Regions from separate parts of the Homo sapiens genome. Here region 1 is linked to region 2. The links are chromatin contacts, found by Hi-C in ENCODE. All regions are on one chromosome and are shown on one strand. The core of a region is the stretch at or near the end of the contact, and the rest is flanking DNA. Distances in the headings are between cores, read along the strand shown. Region 1 overlaps LRIG1 (leucine rich repeats and immunoglobulin like domains 1). Region 2 has its middle 20 kb from the start of KBTBD8.

The links. Hi-C counts contacts between places; a loop is a spot of excess contacts on that map. Pooled maps may share reads with other maps.
Region 1: a loop to region 2 is called in a map with no recorded cell type, with 8 times the contacts of the local background. The contact joins two enhancer-like sites. A Hi-C loop is called at or near these places in 1 of 168 maps with a recorded cell type or tissue (CD4-positive, alpha-beta memory T cell), 6 of 37 single-sample maps with no recorded cell type and 3 of 50 pooled maps.

The regions. Positions count from the first base shown.
Region 1 is chr3:66,382,419-66,387,966 of GRCh38, forward strand. LRIG1 (leucine rich repeats and immunoglobulin like domains 1) reads right to left here. Exons shown (of 19, transcript NM_015541.3): 13 at 3,563-3,883; 14 at 1,573-1,854; 15 at 564-983. Among named protein-coding and RNA genes, the nearest start is that of LRIG1, 120 kb to the right of the region's middle. RefSeq lists enhancers at 277-778, 3,725-3,824, 4,285-4,454, 4,465-4,544, 4,575-4,634 and 1 more. Within about 2 kb of position 3,978, at least 3 of the 41 ENCODE cell types and tissues checked have a DNase peak (open chromatin) inside an H3K27ac peak, as active enhancers do.
Region 2 is chr3:67,016,079-67,021,392 of GRCh38, forward strand. No RefSeq gene overlaps it. Among named protein-coding and RNA genes, the nearest start is that of KBTBD8, 20 kb to the left of the region's middle. RefSeq lists an enhancer at 2,316-2,365. Within about 2 kb of position 2,518, at least 3 of the 41 ENCODE cell types and tissues checked have a DNase peak (open chromatin) inside an H3K27ac peak, as active enhancers do.

The DNA.
Region 1 (5,548 bases), core at 2,728-5,227, 630 kb before region 2:
TAGAACACCAGGGTCTCAGTGACAAGAAATGCAGACACACGTTCACTGTCAAGCTCAGAAAGGGGATCCTCCCAGTGACGACCATCAGCGCTGTGCAGAGAGATGACATGGAGTCCATGTACGCAACAGGCCCTCCCAGAGCCTGCTCAGCTTTACTCTACACCCAGCGTGAAGAGCGCAGCCAGCAGATGCCAGACGCCACAAGAAGTGGAGACCAGTGATGGAAAGCCGGGGCTCACAGAAGTACCGCACTGTTTCAGGAACAACCTACTACGTGGCAGCAGGGCCTGTGCATAGGCGGCCTCTGAGTTAGCAAGGAGAGGGAAAACTGCATGGTGCGTCAGTTACTTGTATTTGTGAGTATTCCTGTTTAAGGTTAAATTTGAGAGTATTCCTGTTTAAGGTTAAGTTCCTCAAAGTTAAAATGGAATTAGTGGGACTAAACCCTCAGGAGTTCTGAACACAGTGCAATTCTTTCAAAAGCCACTGGAACCCGGCCCAGTTCCCCAGCATCACTGCCATTCCTCCCTCCTTGAAAGTCAGCTCCGCTGGCAGGGCCTGACCTGTGTTGGTGACACTGTACTCTTCACTCTTCTTCCTGGTCTGGTAGATGATGCACACCCAGACCAGTGACGTCAGGACGATGCTGCTCACGACAGCAATGGTGAAGATGCCTACCGTGGTCCCATCCTTCCTGCAGCCTGCTGCGGGCAGGACGCTCAGCTGGCTGTGAGCTCGCTCCGTGCCCAGGGTGTTGGACATCTCACAGGTATATCGGCCCGCATCCTCTGCCACCACGTTCTGAACCACCAGGAGCTGGTTGTCAGGGGTCAAGTGGTGCCGCTCAGTGAGGCTCAGCGGGCGGTCCCCCTTGAACCAGGTGATGCGGGGCGGAGGGTTCCCCGTGGCTTTGCATTGGAGGGCCACTGTTTCTCCCACAGATACCACACGGTCTTCCAAGGGGACCACCAAGGATGGGGTCTCTACAAGAGAGCAACAGAGATCTTAGTCATTCTCAGGGCCTCCGTTGCTCTGGCTCTGCCCGGTCTTCTGGACAACGGACAATCCAACATATCAATGAGATGCATCTGAGATTCTGTCTCAGAGTGGCAAGCTTTGGAGAAGACCCTTCAACTCATTGACTGAGTCATCTCCATGCTGGGAGTGGCTTCCACAGGGACAGTGAACCTCTGCTGACAAAAGCCCCTGCTATTCCCTAACTGTCCTGTGTCAGGCCTGTGTCCTTATTCTTGACCAAGCCCACATCCATCCTGTCCAATTCTTAAAATGTTCTGTAGCTCTTGACCAAGCCCACATCCATCCTGTCCAATTCTTAAAATGTTCTGTAGCTAAACCCTATGAAGACTCTTAATTCACCAGCTATCATTTCTTTTAAAGAGATAGAAACACTTGTTTAAGAAAAATTAACTCAACTCAAAAAGCAGCCCCAAATTTCAAACAGGGTCGAAAGGCCCACAACGCATACCACCCCTGGCCACACAGAGCATTTGAGAGTCTCTCTCTCTCGCTCACACACACACACACACACACACAGTAGAGCAATAGGCAAACCTAGGACAGTCAGGGTGGCATTAGCTGAAATAGAACCGGCTGAGTTCTGAGCAGTACAGCTGTAAACCCCTGCGTCATCTATTTTCACATCAGTGATGAAAAACACGTCGTCATCCGGCATGACATGCATGCGTCGCTCACGGGCAGCGGGGAAATCCGTGCCTCCATCCTTCTGCCAGGCAATCTGAGGGTTTGGGTGACCTGTGGCAGCACATTCGAGGCGGGCCATGGTGGTGGTCCGGATGGTTATGTCGTGGGGCGTTTTGGTGAATGATGGCAACACTGGAAAACATACGTATACAGGGTCGGGTTACGGGACAGCTAGATGCAAAACCAGGAAGTCCTCTGGCAAACACCTACCTGTCACTGTGCCCAGTGCCAGTTCACTTCTTTTCTCCCAATGTCTGCCCAGGACCACTCCTGCCACCTGTGAATCAGGAACCCCCAGCTTCTCCCACCACAGTTGGAACACTTCCATCCCATCAGCCTTGCATTGTACACCCTAGGCTGGCTATAGTCCCTTCAAAGCAAAGGCTTTTACTCTACATGGCAGTGCCTATACGGGAGTTGCAGGGGGTGCCCATCCACACTAGGTAGGCCTGATGCTTGCCTGCTTTACCCACCAAGAGAGAGGCTGTGGAGATGGAATTACAGAGGGAAGGTGGGCATGCCTCCACCTTGGGAGAGCAATGGGATGGCTCATCCGTTTGGATGGGTGTTCATGGGATGAATGGGATGGCTCATCCATTTGGATGGTTGTTCACCCAGGCTGTTCCTGCCCACTGCCGTATACCCAGGCAGGAAGCATTCAGCTTGCTAGCTTGCTCAGCCTAAAGATCGATGTCCTGACAGAGTGGGACGCATCCAGCCACGTGTCAGGCACCACCAGAGTTCCTGTCAACGTCAATTTTGGGGAGAGTCTAACAAACAGCTGAGTCTTTCGGAAGCTGTGAGGACTTGGAATAAGCCAAGACAACCCCACTACAGTGTGGTAAAGAAGGTGTTTCGCTGTGATCTGTGGGGGCTTAAAGAGCAAAGCAGATCCACCATTCTGATGATTCTCAAGCCAATTCTTTTTAACTAGAGAGTTAGTAATCAGGATAACCCCATTAGGTTACTGGGGTGGGACAGTAAACTCTTCAAGCTATCTACTCCCCACCCCCCTCCTCCAAACACACAATAACACATGGTCCCCTTGACAAGCTCCAAGGCTGGTTAATGAGTAAAAACCTGTCAACTGCCAGGACACTGTGTCTTTCAGGCCAGGGCTCACACCAGCCTTGCACTCCACAGTCTCTGGAGCAGTAGCTAGCCTCTGACTCCAATGCTGTGCCATCTACTCAAAGAACAGCAGCTTCCCCAGGCTAAGGGGTATTTGGAATTTGGAAGCCAGATCTCTTGGCTTATAGAGGATAAGAACTGGACAAAACAAGGCTTAGCTCTCCACAATTTGACTTAATAACTAGTTTTTGTTTTGTTTTTGAGACAGTCTCACTTTGACACCCAGGCTGGAATGCAGTGGAGTGATCTCGGCTCACTGCAACGTCCACCTCCTGGGTTCAAGCAATTCTTGTGCCTCAGCCTCCCAAGTAGCTGGGATTACAGGCATGTGCCACCACACCTGGCTAATTTTTGTATTTTTAGTAGAGACGGGGTTTCACTATGTTGGCCACACTAGTCTCGAACTCCTGGCTTCAAGTGATCTGCCCACCTCAGTCTCCCAACTGCTGGGATTACAGGCATGAGCCACAGCACCCGGCCAATAACTAGATTTTTAAAACTCACCAAAAACAAGTAACTCATTGTGAATAACCCTTGAAATCTGCAAAACTTGCTCTGGGGCAAACCCAGGCAACAATAGGATTTAACAGTGCCCCACAGAAGCATGTGTGTGTCCTGTCTCAGTCATCTCTACATGGAAAGCTGAAAGGGCAATCAGGAGTGTGCTTTGTAGGATTCTGGTACTATAACAAAGATGGTGTTTCCATACCATTCACGGTGAGCCTGGCCTTATGTGAATAGGTGGAGCCAAAGTGGTTGGTGATGACACATTGGTAGCGGCCCTCGTGCCCGAAAGTGACCTGACGGAGGTGCAGGATGGTGGTGTACTCCATCACTTCCCCGTCCTGCGCGTGGACGTGGACAAAGTTCTCCATGTCTGCATTGGTCAGGACTTCATTGTCTTTCTTCCAGGCAAAGGTCATGGGGGAGCTGCTGCTGCTGGCTGCTGAGCATGTAAACCGGATGTCCTTGCCCACCATAGCCATGGTGGTTTCTGGCTGGGTGATGATCTGTGGCTTCAGGAAGTCATCTGGGGAGAGAAGGGTCAACTGTAAAGCGCTGGGTTCTTGGTACACAGAGGAACCAGCTGCTGTTCATGCTAACAGAAACTGACACAGACACCAAGCAGGAACCAGAGCTTGAGGTCCCTGTGCATCCTCAGCCCCACCAACCAGATGCCGTAAGAGTTGCACCATGGACATCTGACCTCATCTAATTAGAAGTCTGTGAGTACTGATCACCTTTATGATCACACTCCTTGATTAGAAATTAACCCACCACTTCTCAGTTCTCAAACCAGCCAGCCGGCAGTTTCCTTAAGACAACTGGCTCTGCCTGCTGACTTTCACACAAAACAGTCAGGCACCACTGGTCATGACTGCAGAGATCTTACCCACAAACCTTACTCCAAAAGGAGGGGGTGTAAAACACTTCCAAAATGTCAGAATAAGGACCTCCAAAAATCTGCACCTCCATTAAAACAAGGAAAACACCTGGAAAAATGGTCAAAAGCAACTTTTTCAGAATTCTGGAAAACCAAAGGCTTACAACAATCCATGGATTGTTGATTCAAGCAAATAGCAACATCTCAGAAATGTGAGCTTTGTGGTATTTTAACTTATCCAAAGCCCCATTCTTCCCTCCCCAGCTCCATGGTAGCCTTGAAACCCAGCAGCCTAGCAACCACTCAAGGGTCAGAATGGGCTCCCCAAAAGCCCCATCCTCAGAACTGACACCATGTGGCCTATCTGGCAGCAACACGGAAAGCCCCATTCACAGGATTTGCATTGATTTGCCCTGATCTAGTTTGCCGAGCAGGAGAAGCCCTAGCCCCAGGGCACATGACTACAACAATCAGTAGCCACTGTTCAACAGCGCAGCTGTCTGAGGGGACAATACCCATGGGGCAAACAAGCAGCTGGCCAAAAAACTATAAAGGAAAATGTGGGGAATACAGTGTTAATGGTGGGCTTTGAAAAGGTCCAATACATTCCTGGGGATCTAGACAGCCACATGCAGGTGCAAGGCCATGTGCACACCCAGGAAAGACGTGAGGGGGTCCTCATTTGTCACCTGTGGCTGAGCATGACTGTCTACACAAATAGGAAGTGATGGCACACCCCAACACAAACACACAAGCCGTCGGTAAAGGATAGGAGACAGTGGTTGTGGTGACTTCTCTGTCCAACCATTAGCTAACCACTAAACTAAACAAGCAGGGACTTAAGGGGACGGACTTTATATAGCCTTTGTCCAGGAAAAGTCACTAGGCAAGCTGTAACAATAAACAGCAACAGCAGCAAATCCTGGGGGAGGAGAAAGGGAATATCCAATTTCCAGAGTTGCCACATTATTTTATTTTAAATGCCCAATTTTCAACAAAATATTATGAAACACTCAAACAGGAAAAAAAGCAGTCAACAGAAACTGTCTCTGAGGGAGCCCAGACTTAGATTCACTAAATAAACTTTTTAAATCGGCAATTATAGGCATATTCAAACACCTCAAGGAAACCATGTCTTAAAAAAAATATCGAAGGATAGTGGCCAGGTGGGGTGGCTCACGCCTATAATCCCAGCACTTTGGGAGGCTGAGGCAGGAGGATCATGAGGTCAGGAGATCAAGACCATCCTGGCTAACATGGGGAAACCCTGTCTCTACTAAAAATACAAAAAAAAAAAAAAAATTAGCCGGG
Region 2 (5,314 bases), core at 1,268-3,767:
ATAAAGCAAGCTCTCTAGTGTCTTTTTATAAAGGTACTAATCCCAGATCCCTCATGACCTAACCACCCGCAACGGCCCTACCTCCTAATACCATCACATTGGGGGTTAGGATTCCAGCACATGAATTTGGCGGAATTGGCAGAAACATTCAGTTCACAGCAGGATTTAACAGAGTTGCGGTCACATAGTTCAGTTCTTGAAACACATGCTTGCAAAATCCTTTAAGGATAAGAAGATAAGGTCAAAACATCTTATCCCAACACTTAGATTACGATGTCAAGTAGCCAAAGTTAAGTCTTGAGGAGCAAATGCCAACAGGAACCCACACAACGCAGGGGAGTATTTCCTTGTAATCAGTGAGAACCTGAGATAGTAAGAAATCCATGGTGCTCTCTGACAACTGTTCTTAAAGCTCAAGAGCTTGGTCAAGGTTAGCGATGGAACTTAGGAGTCTGGCATATCCACAGAGCTGGTTTTAGTTGAATTTGAGTTAATGGATGAGTTAGTGCAAAGATAAATTGTAAAATGAGAAGCGAAAGTAGCTAAGAATAAAATTTAAGAAATTCAGCTGAAGGAACAGAAGAAAGGCAACTGAAAAGTTATCAGAGAAGAAGGGAGAATCACAAAGGAGTAGTAATGCATGAGAAAACTTCAGGAATGAGATCCAAAGAGAAGAAATGAAATGCAGAGAGTAAGAGGCTCCTGGTCTAGCCATGTGAAGATCTGAAATGAGAAAGTGGTTTTAGCCAAGTGCAAGAGATGAAAACCAATTGCTGTGAATTAAGGTGCAGGTGGAGGATGTGAGTGGGTGTCAGTGGGTGAGAGTGCAGGTGCTTCCCCAGGAAGCCTGCAGGTGAGGAGATTCTGAGACGTGGAGGTGCTGGAGAAATAATATTTTTTTAAAAATCAGAACATTTAGGCCTTTTCAATAAAAATGGGAAATGAGAAATATCCTTGCAAAAAGTCAAAATCTTTTCCATTTCTAGACTATTCCCGGTTGAGAGTTCTGCAGTATACCCGTTAACCCCAAAAGTTAAAGAGATTAGGGATATGCAAAAACATGCAAAGAGGCAGGACTGATGAAAGACAAACCCCTAGAAATAGGAGCAGAGTGAAAAAAGAGAAAATCCTGACCCAGAGAGAGGTAGACACACTTTCTATAGCCTCTTACATTTCTGAAAAAGAATGAAAATAGTAAGAGTTTTTGCAACTTCTTGCTACTTTGCCCCAGAGCCAAATATGGTTCCCACCCCTGACCCAAAACATCTGGTTTGTGATAAGGGCTCAATTATCCTGTGCTTTCTAAAGTATGTGGTGGGTGTGGTGATGGCAGGAGTCAACAGGCAGAAGAATGGATGAGCTAATCAGAGCATGCATACGTGAAAGTAAAGAGGACAAGGGTCCTCTCACTTGGTGTTTGTGTAGCTGGAGATGACAGGGAGATGACACCTATCACTCAGGGGCCTGCCCCAGTGAGTGGGGAGTTTCATGGATCTCACCTCAAGTTGTACAAGTATATGTCCTGGGGCAATTTTGATTCACAATTTATAAAATCATGGTAGGATTTTATAATTTTATTTTATAACTTTACCCTATAGCTGCAGGCAGAAAAAAGAGGAGAGTAATTTTGATATGTGTATATAGGCTTTTTTTTCACTTTATATGAATTGTTTATTCATATCTTTTCCTCATTTTTCCTTTTTAAAATTTCATTTAAGTTCCGGGATACACGAGGTTTTTATATTCATATATAAATGTGATACACAGCAAAATACTTGCATCAGTATCTGTGTATCCTTCTTGAAGGTTTCTAAGAAATTGGTTATAATTTTCTTTTTAATCTACATTTTACTATTCCAAAAATTAAAATGCTATCCACACTTTACTGGGCACTGACCTGTGTGAGGTTGATTTCCATGGTAGCATGAAAAAATATATCTATCCTGTTTTGCATGACAAAACATATCTATCATACTTACATATATGATAACAACGACCCATGTGAAAAATAATATCTATGAGACACTGACTAATATCTTATTCTTGCATATCACTTTCTAGTTTTTGAAATGCTTTGGTATCTGTTATCTTTTTGGTTCCTACTACCGGTGCTGCAGCCATCTGTCATTGTCCCCCTTTTACTTTTGAAGAAACAAAGAAACAGAAAAGGAGTTGTTAAACTTAGGGATCAAACTTAGCTGTAAATGAAAGCAGACCTGTTAATTTCCTCCCACTCCCTAGTGAGCAGGGACCCAGGAAGATGGCCCGAATGGTTATATTCAAAGGCAGAACGTGGAGGTGCTGGGACTGCAGACCTTCTTGCTGGTCAAGGAGCCAGTTTGGGATGTAAAGTGAGTGAGTTCACTTTTGGAAGAGCTGAGTTTCAAGTGACAGAGGATCACTATGTATAGATTACTGTGCCGAGAAACAGCCAGGATGGGTGTGGAGACAGGAAACTGAATGAAGGTGATAGGTCAGGCGAAGATGTGGAGTTGGCAGTCACCCAAATACCGGTCAGCGCTCAAGGCACTTACAGAGGGAACGAGAAGAGCCCGGGTGAGAGCCAAGCGTCGGAGGGCCCACGTGAGGACTTAAGGAAGGGGAAGAGAGCATTTCAAAGAGCCAAGGACAGAGAGGTCCTGGGAGAAGCAGGAGCATAGCCTTGAGAAAGGAAAGAGGCTGCATGTGAAGGGAAAACTTGGTGTTCAGAATGAAGACGGCTCCTGAAAACTCAGTTCAACCTTTTGTTCATCAAATGTTCACTGTTAAGTGCAGGTTTTAAATTTGGACTCTGAAAAATGGTTTCTTCATATAGAATAGTGATATGAATGATTTCATTCACTGGAACATCTCACCGCCTAACCAGTGACTCAGAGGAACTTTCCTCTGTTAATGAGTGTGGCCTTCCTCTCCGCTCACCCTTCTGCACCTTGACACGGGACACTGCTCCTCTTCTGTGTCTGAGTCTGCTTGGATTTGAAGCTCCCCAAGGGCAAGGACCCTTTATCTCGAGTGTGTACTGAGCGCGGATCATGGTGCTTGACAGACAGGGGTCCCTCAACCAATTCAAGGAACAATGGCATGAATATCCCGCTTCTGCTTTCCGGCGGTTTAGTTTTCCTCTCTGGGACTCTCTGACTCCATATTTCCCGTTGTTTGGAAAGATACATTTGCAGGCTTAGCCGTGATTGGCAAACATTTTTATATGGGGCTTGGCATTTTAACATCTGGAAAAGTTGTGAAATCAATTAGCTGCAGATAAAGATGGACAGATGGAAATATCTGGTGGTTTTCTGCACATCGGCTATGCAAATAATCAGACCATTGCTTATTGTGCTACACTTGGACTCTGTTTTACCAGATTTTAGGAAGAGTATTGTTTTTTGTTTTGGAGCATGAGCACTCAGTCAGGACATAGAAATACCATCTCCTACTGAAAAGGGGACTGGGTGTAAACGTGGAGTATTTATCAGTGTGGAGTTTTCATACACTTTTCCGACAGGCTTATCAAATCTCTCTGGAAAATTTAGGTTTTTGTTTCATTCAAACAATGATGCAGTTGCATTGATTCTATTCTATCATGTATGTATGGTGGAGGAGGGCAAAGAAAGATAAAATTAACAGACTGGAGAAGGGGATGAGAACTAGGCGCTTGAAAGGGAATTGTTAAACTTGCTGGATCAAACTTTGCTTTAGCTTAAATGAAAAGAGACATTTTATCAATTTCCTGTGAGTGGGGACCCAAAAGGATGGCCTGATTGGTTATATTCAAAATAATGAAATTATTTCCCCTCCTACATCTGAGTTACAATATTAAAGCTTTGCAACCTGCTTTGTGCTGCATATATATCCTTTAGATTCCTAGATGGGCTTCCACATGTGATTAAAAATGCTCATTCCCCTCCCTTCCCTCATCTCTGCTAATATATATTGAAGCCACTGTGCCATTGCTTTCTAGCAGCCAGTGCTACTACGGATAAGTTGCAGGTTATTCTGTTTCCCTGACCTTTGTAAATTTCCTCTCTCTTTTTCTTTTTTTCTGGAATCTTATAGAATCTTCTATTTTCCTTTATATTCTGAAATTTCACAATATATGCCTAGGTTTATGGATTTTTCATGTGATATACTGGCACTGGGAAATTCTCCTGTCATTTATTTGATAATTTATTCCCCTGTGTTCTTGCTTGCTTTCTTTCTGAAATTCCTATTAGATATTGAATTTCTTAGATATGTTTGTTCTCGTATTTCTCTGTTTCTCAATCTCTTTCTACTTTCTAGAAGATTTTCTTGATTGAAGTTTTCAACTCTTCTAATAACTCAGCTACTGTTTTTTTTTTGATTTGCAAGAAGTTGTTTTTGTTTTATGATTATTCTTTTTATGGCAATCTAATAAATATTCTTTTCTTATGCATAAAATATTTTCTTGTATTTCTCTGAGAATCCTGTTTTCCAACATTTTATCATATCAAATTTCAAACACAAAAATGTTAAAGAATTGCATAGTAAATATCAATATACTTATGACCTATATCCCATAATTACATGCTGCAATTTTTATATATTTATTTAATCACATATCCATCTATTCAATGAATAATCTTTAAAAGATTTCTGTTTCTTGTGCTCTGGATTGTCTCCATTTTTTTCAAGATTCATTTCTTTTATTGTTTATTTCTTTCTTATCTTCCAGGCTGATCTCATCTGTCTGAGTTCCTAGTTACCCACTCACATTTAAGAGTAAAATCCTAAAACTCCTGACCATGCCCACCAAGCTTTGAGGAAAAGAAGTGGATCCCTGACTGCTACCATTCAGTGTGTCAGGAAGGTGGAGGAGAATGGATTGTCTCTTCTCTGTATAGATCTTCAATCCTGTCCTGTGTTCAGTCTCATTCCTCACCAATGCCTTCTGCCTTCCTTGGCACTTTTGGTCCCAGGGTCTCCAGGATTTGGTGGAGTGAATCAGCTTTCTTCTCATTCATAGCCCCCTGTGTACTCTTCAGGTACGGGTTCTTCCAATCTGCTAAAGCTACTCCTCCATTTTGTTCTCCTATCTTGCCAAATTTGGTTGAAATATTTTCACAGTTGTCCCCTATCACAATTTTTCTTGTGCATTTATGGTATGTGTGTATATACTTGCATATGCATATATATGCATATATAATATAGTACTTGCATATGTATTTGCAAGAGTTTTGAGGATGGTGAGGAAAAATATATACTTGGTTTAAAGACCATTAGAAAGCTGTCTCTTTTGTTGTTGTCCTTGAGACGGAGTGTCGCTCTTGTCGCCCAGACTGGAGTGCAGTGGCGCAAT